Linked DNA regions of Mus musculus: region 1 is linked to region 2. The links are chromatin contacts, found by Hi-C in ENCODE. All regions are on one chromosome and are shown on one strand. Each heading gives the region's core, a stretch centred on a gene start or an enhancer-like site at or near the end of the contact. The rest is flanking DNA. Distances are from core to core; before and after follow the strand shown.

Region 1 (3,910 bases), core at 194-2,693, 1.2 Mb before region 2:
CAAACAGCAGAGGGCTTTCCTCAGCTGTAAGAAGAATAAAAACTGTGTGAGCTGCGGGAAAATGTGTGGAATTGGCAATCATTATGTTAAACAAAATAAGCATGTTTTCTTTCATGTGTGAAGTCTACAGTAGAGGTTATGGGTAAAAGGTAGGTAGGATAAGAAGGGGCAATTCAGGGAACTGACCCCAGACCCCGAAACTTCTAGGGGAAAACAGGAGAAATAGTTGCATAGACCAGGGCTTTCTGTGAAGGATTCTGAAGGCACAAAAGGGATGCTGCTTGTTTCTCATACGTGGAGGTTAGATTTGACTACACATGCATGCACACACACACATGCACACACACACACACACACACACACACAAACTCATGTATATAGGCACACACACAGACACACACACCACAAACTCATGCATACAGGCACACACACACACACACACACACGCACGCACGCACGCACGCACTTGCCCCATATATTTTTAAGACGTGAAAGCACAGGGGGCCGAGAGGATGAGGATCACAGCATGGAAGGCAGGAGGGGCTGGGGAGTAAATGTAACTGTGATCAAGATGCATTGCTGTATATGAAAATGTCAGGATAAAATGCCATTATATTGTATACTAAAATAATTAAAGAATAAAAAAATTCAATTTCCAGAAATACTACTCAAAATATTTCAAGGAATATGAACATGTCAAAAAAAAAAAAAAAAAAAAAAACAAGACACAGGGAAACGTTACACAGAGCATCAGTCTTAAAAATCTTATTGAAGAGAAGTTTGAGATAGAAAAATGTCCTGACACAGAATATAAAACAAGACTACAGGGACTTAGAATGTAGCATACACGAGCCTTAAGCTTGCAATGTATCTCAGGTTGACTTCAAACACACAATTCTCCTTCTTCAGCCTCCCAAGTGCTGGGATTAAAGGTGTATACCGCCATGAGTACCCGTAGCCCCCCACCCCCACCCCCACCCCCACCCCCACCGGAGGGGGATTGGACTAGGGCTGTGTGCATGGCGGTTTGTACCTTCCCTTCCAGCTGTACTTTGAGCCCCTCCTGGTACTCGTACTCCGTATGTGGCATCCCTTTGTTTCAGCATAAAGCACTTCTATTGGGACAGTTTTCTAGGAATTAACTCTCAGGTTTGTTTGCTTATCTGTAAACTTCGTTATTGTAGGATGTTTTCCTGCTTAAAGGATTTTGGTCGATGTGAGGGAAAAAGAAAAGATTCAATGAGGAAAAAGACAGGAAGGGGGAAGAGAGGATAAAATATTTCTTTTCGGCCTTGCAGTCGAGCTAGGTGCTGCGGTGCTTCCTCTGTGCCTAGTCCGGCTGTTTACAACCCCGCCTTAGATATTACTTCCTGTTTGCATCCTGCCTGGAGGTCAGCCAGCAGTGTGCGGACTCGCCTCAGATCTTTGCTTGCGTGTGTCCTATTATCACAGGAGAACACTGTCCCCTGTGCAGGTCCCTAGTCTCATAAATAAAATAATTTAAAACAGACTCAGAAGGAAACTTGAGGACACTTTTATTGGAGTTTGAGAGCAAGACATCATGTGACGGGTGGGTCAGGCAGGCTGGAGGTCTCAGGCTGCTGCACAAAGGGAGCGTGGCTAGATGCGAAGAGAGAGTTGTCCTTTCTAAGCAGGGGGAAAGTAAGCAGGGGCTTCAAGGAGTCTGGTAGCAGCTGCATGGGGTTGGGGGTGGGAGTGGGGAGGCGGGGAAGAGAGAAAGAGAGACAGACACAAACAGAGAGAGAAAGGGGGGAGGGGGGACAGAGATAAGGACAGAGGATTAAGATTTTAGGCAGTGTACAAAAGAGGGAGACAGAGGAGGAAAAAAAACAAACAAACAGGTTATATTATACTTTTCTGGGTGGTGAGCCGGCTTAGCAGAGAGGGTCTACCCCAACTACAAGGGATGGGCTTCTAGATTCCATAAGCACACAGCTCAACATCTCACTGTGGGTCGCTACTTCCTATCCTCAGATGTACCCTGGTTATTTTCACCTTCTGGCTTCAGGCTGTACCCCTGAGGTTGTAAAACAGGATTTTCTCCTTATCGCAAGAGGTCTTGTGCTTGCCTGGGCAAGGGAGGCGCCTGCTGTCTTCATAGAAGGGCGCTCTCAACCTCTGCTGCCATTTGCAAAGGGGCTAGAGCCCATCAACCATGATATTTCAGTTCTAGGGAGGAGCAGCTTTGGAATGTCCCTCTTCCTTAAAATTTGTGTCGTACCAAGACATGGAGTCTAATGCTGACAGAAGGGTCCACCCTCAATGAGCTTCAAGCTTGCTCATTTCTTTTTTTTTTTTAAACCTTTTTTTTTTAAGATTTATTTATTTATTATATGTAAGTACACTGTAGCTGTCTTTAGACACACCAGAAGAGGGCGTCAGATCTCGTTACGGATGGTTGTGAGCCACCATGTGGTTGCTGGGATTTGAACTCCGGACCTTTGGAAGAACAGTCAGGTGCTCTTACCCACTGAGCCATCTCACCAGCCCCAAGCTTGCTCATTTCTAACAAGCTACCTAATGTCCTCTGTCTGTATGATACATGTGGCTTTCTAAGTTCCTGAAGGTTTTGTGTGTGTGTGTGTGTGTATGTGTGTGTGTGTATGTGTGTATGTGTCTTTTCCTGGTTTTCAGTGTGTCTGTCTTTATTTTTTTTTTTGTCTCGGTTGAAATCTTTAGATGCTCATAGCAGTAAGATGTGTCTGATCTTACTCTGTTTTCAGAAAAGCCCCCTGTGCAGCCACCTGCCTGACTGGGGTGAGTCTGGATCTAGGAAACAACGGCCAGCGCTTGTGTTGCCTTTCAGAGGAAGACAGATCCCATTGCTTGTGAATAAGAGCTGCTCTTTCTCCTTGGACCCAGGGTCCCACACTGAGAAAGTCACTGATATCCTCAGGCCATCAGCAAGCCAGGAAAAGGGTCAAGGGTGAGGGAGAGTCATGTGAACTTCTCTCTCTATTTTTTTCCTTCTTTGCCCTTGTGTGTGTATTTGGTGGTGTTTTTGTATGAATCTGGACCCACACATGTCACAACTTGTGGGTGGAGGTCAGAGAATAACTTTCAGGGCTCTGTACAGAGAGAGGTCATGGGAAGACAATTTTCAGGACTCTGCATGTAGGTTAGAGGAGAAATTTTGGGAGCTGGGTCTCACCTCTCACCTCGTTATGGCTGGATCTTTCTTTTGTTTCTGCTGCTGCCCAGGGGACTTCAAGCTGGCCTGTGAACTTCTGACAGTTCTGTGCCCAGTTCCTGTCTCACCATATGTATTCTGGGATGTTCACCACCACATTTGGCTTTTCATGTGAATTTGGGGGATTGAATATGGATGAACAGGCTTGCATGGCTAGCCCCTTTACCCTCAGAGCCATCTCCCCAGCCCCTAAGGTGTTTTTTTGTTTTTTCCTAATTCTGTATTTACTTGGTTGCTATAAACCTGTGACAGTTTTTCAGTTTCAAAAAATATTATTTCAGGATTTTTTTTTTCCTTAATCCAGAGGTACTTTTGTGATGGGAGAAGTCCTTGGAGCCAGGACTCAAGCACGTAGAGTTTGCCAGCCCCATCTAATCAGCAGGCCATGGGTCCCAAAAAGAGATTTTGGAGGAAAACAAGGTGGGGACTGGAGAGATGGCCCAGCAGTTAACAGTACTTGCTGCCTTTTGAAAGGATCCAATTTAGGTTCCACATCAGGAGCTCACAGTAGCCTGGAGCTCTAGTTCCAGGGGATCCCATGCCCTATGACCTCCACAGGAGCCTTCTCACATATGACATTCACACACACACACCCCATAATAATAGTAATGATATAATGATAATATAAAAATAAATCTTGCCACGCAGTGGTGGTACACGCATTTAATCCCAGCACTTGGGAGGCAGAGGCAGGCAGAT
Region 2 (3,563 bases), core at 182-2,681:
TCCAGTCATTCTTCACTCCCCTCTCACCTCCTCCCTCCCAGCAATCCAGGGAGTCTAGTAGTCCCACTTCTAAACAACAGCCCAGCCCCCACCCAGGCCCAGGGTTACATCACACCAGCCATCGTCACAGCTCCCTGGCTCACTCTTCAGTCAGCTCTCCTCTTTAGCCTTGCTCACATGCAAAACAACACAGATCAAATTATTTGCTCCTTTGTTCTATATGTCTGAGTCCTTTCTGTACCCCCTTCAGAGGAGTCTCCCTGCTCACGGGCCATCTTTCTGTTCTTGGAACACACCAAACATGTTCCAATCTCAGGACCTTTGCCTTAACTGTCTGAAAGTCTTTCTCCCCGCAGACTGGCCCCTTCACTCCCCTCAAGCCTTGGTTTCAGGTACAACTTCCAAGCAAGATTCACTCTGACCACTCTGTTTAAACCACTGCCTTCTCCATCACCCCTGGTATTTCTTTATTTGTACTTTATTTTTTTATTGCCGGGTGTCATCTAGCACAGGCTGACTTTGAACTCACTGTGGAGTCAGAAATGACCTTGAACTCCTGACACTCCCACCTCCTCCTGAATGCTGGGGCTATAGGCATGTGCCACCAAAGCCACTATACTAGGGATCCAGCCCAGGGTTTCATGCGTGCTAGGCAAGCACTCTACCAACTAAGCTATATTCCCAGCCAAATAGTTCTCAAACATGCATCTCTGCTTTCTACCATATAATCCTTCTCATGCCCACATTGCCCACGGCACGTAAACTCCACAAGGACTGGACTGCTTGCCTACTTTATTCACTTAACTATTCTTTAAAGCCAACAACAGCGCCTGGTACACAGTGGTGTTCAACACACAGCATTTATTTGTTCAGTGTGTCCATACTAAATCAACAACAACAACAAAATTTAAATCACACTAGAGAGCCAAGAACTCTGCAAGAGCTGCACATCACACCCTTTCTTGCCTGCTTTTGCTGAATGACCTTGCTTCACAGCCCTCTACTCTTGGCTGGACATTAATTAACCCAGTGAGTGCATTTATCCTGGGGTATCTCTCAACGGGGCCCTCAGCGAGACTCTGGTCTTTGCTTCTCACCCAGTTCCTTCTTAACCTGACCTCACCAGGCTCCAGCTCCTCTTTCAGCTATAAGACATGCTGCCCCATCACAATTACACCACAGGTGCCAGAAACATGGCTGAACTCAACAGGAAGCAGAGTCCCTGGGGGTGGGGGCTTTCATCTCTCTTTGGGATTGGCATGCGACTAGAAAGACCAGGACCACGACACTACCTCCCATTCAAGTACTATGGGGGGGGGCGGTAAAGCAGGCAATAATACAGAGGTCACCCAGCTGACCTTTGGTCAAATGTCCAAACACAGCACACTGACTCTCAATTGATTGATTCTGAACTATGAGCTTGGCTCAAGAGGAAAGAAGACCTGGCGAGGTGTTTTATTTCCAAAACTTATCGAGATAAAAAGTGCTTCTGTGGGTCAATCTAGATATTGATAGATTTGGACTGGAGAAGGTAAAGAAAGTGTTTAAATTCTAGGTAACGTGTTTTAAGGTTAATAATTAATGGGGGCCTTCCCCAGCTGAGCACCAAGAAGCACTCTGGTCTCTTTAGTTCTAGACATTAGCAAGAAGACCTCAGACCCCAGGTGAGGCCAGAGACATGGGAAATCCCCTCCAAATCTCCATTTTCCTGGTGTTCTGCATCTTTATCCAATCAAGTGCTTGTGGACAAGGCGTGGGAACAGGTAAGTGTTTATCTTTTCTCTAGAAATGGCCGTGAATTTTTTTTTGGTCTTGACTGTGTTGCAGAGATTGACATTGGGATGGGATCTGCTTCAGAGCTCATGAAGTGGTTCTATGAGTGGCTCCCAAGGTACCCAGAGCTGTGTAGCACTTTGTAAAAGGGACCGTATTTTCAAAAAGAGTAGATGAGAGTAGATGACAGGGAAAAAAAAAAGCCCCTGTAACGGGCAGTGTGGCCTCTTACAGGTGTCATATGGACACCATGGGAAAAGTTTTTTTTTCAGCAGACAATGACCTGAAAGACTTGAAAGACAATGACCTGAAAGACTTGGGATCATCCTTAAAGTTCATTTGAATTCTAATTTGTCATCTGGGAGCCATCAAACGCTCTGTCCTATTGGGGTTGTGAAATCGCCTTGCTCTCTCCCAAGAGAAGGGAATCTGAGTCCTGTTTCTAGTCCTGCCTAAAGCAGAGATGTCATTCGCATGTTTCCTAGTCTTTACATTTTTCTGGCAAAGCTTTTCTCCTGAGCTGAAGGAGCCGCCGCCATCAGTCTTTTTAGTCCATGGCTTTATAAACTACAGTGATGGCCAAGGATAGACTTCCATGCCCTGCCAGGCAGATGGGGTCCAGGTTCCTGGCTGAATGGCGTGTTAGATCAGTAAATGGTAGGATTGACTGGACAACTTGACCAAATTAGACAGGGGTTTGGAACCTTGCTTCTGTGCCCATTGTCATGAAGATCTGCTGGCCTAGAATGTTTAAAATTTTGATGGATGGATGGATGGATGGATGGATGGATGGATGGATGGATGGATGGGTGGATGGATGGATGGATGGATGGATTTGGAGACAGGGTCTGTGTAACCCAGGCTAGGGTCGACATTGAGATCCTCTTGAGCACTGAGGAGCACTGAGGTCACAGACTTGAGCATCTATATCCACCGGAGACTTAAACTTTTCTTTCCTCAAGGATGAACTAGAAAGATGGTTCAATGGTTAAGTGTGATTGCTGTTCTTCCAAGACTTTTAACATGAAAGGATGCTGAAATTTGTCAAATGCTTTTTCAGCATCTAATGAAATGATCATGAGGTTTTTTTCTTTGAGTTTGTTTATATAGTGGACTACATTGATGGATTACCGTATATTGAACCATCCCTGCATCCCTGGGATGAAGCCTACTTGATCGTGGTGAATGATCATTTTGATGTGTTCTTGGATTTGGTTGGCAAGAATTTTATTGAGTATTTTTGCATCAATGTTCATAAAGATTGGTCTGAAGTTCTCTTTCTTCGTTTGGTCTTTGTGTCCCAAGCAAGGTGTAAAAAAATCAAGGACCAACCCTGAGGCCATCCCCTGACCACCACACATGTGCAGCACATGCTCTCCCACACCCATGCACATGTTACTTACGTAGTCTTGGAGCTCAGAAACAACGGATGTGTGCTCCCCATGGGAGTGAGCGTGTAGTGGCTCAGAATCCTTCTTCCTCTCTCAGACACATTTCATGTCTCCAGCCCTCCTGGTACTTAATACCCATTCCCACATTTAAACAGGAAGCTAAAAATAAACATGATGGAAGCAAGTGTAAAACTGAAAGTTCAGGGTTCACATTACTTCAATTCTGTTTTCCAATGTGATACCCGTCCACTAAGATTTTTTTGCTTGTGTTTAAAAATTTATGAATAAGACAGATTGTGAACTGTAAAGCTTAAGAATTTGCTTGGCAAGTAAAAATTTGAGTTCACACCAGAGTAATTTTATTGTATTTGACTATCTTAAAGTTGGAAGTTAGTCTTT

The links. A loop is a pair of places that touch in the nucleus more often than their neighbours do.
Region 1: a map of T-helper 17 cell shows a loop between it and region 2 (6-fold over the local background). The contact joins the enhancer-like site here to the promoter of Lipc in region 2. A Hi-C loop is called at or near these places in 1 of 37 maps with a recorded cell type or tissue (T-helper 17 cell).

What each region holds. Positions count from the first base shown.
Region 1 is chr9:72,167,549-72,171,458 of GRCm38, reverse strand. No RefSeq gene overlaps it. Among named protein-coding and RNA genes, the nearest start is that of Tcf12, 58 kb to the right of the region's middle. Within about 2 kb of position 1,443, at least 1 of the 3 ENCODE cell types and tissues checked has a DNase peak (open chromatin) inside an H3K27ac peak, as active enhancers do.
Region 2 is chr9:70,932,676-70,936,238 of GRCm38, reverse strand. It overlaps Lipc (lipase, hepatic), which reads left to right and starts at 1,431. Exons shown (of 9, transcript NM_008280.2): 1 at 1,431-1,763. The coding sequence starts at 1,679. All of the region lies in intron 2 of Gm32017 (a long non-coding RNA gene), which reads right to left.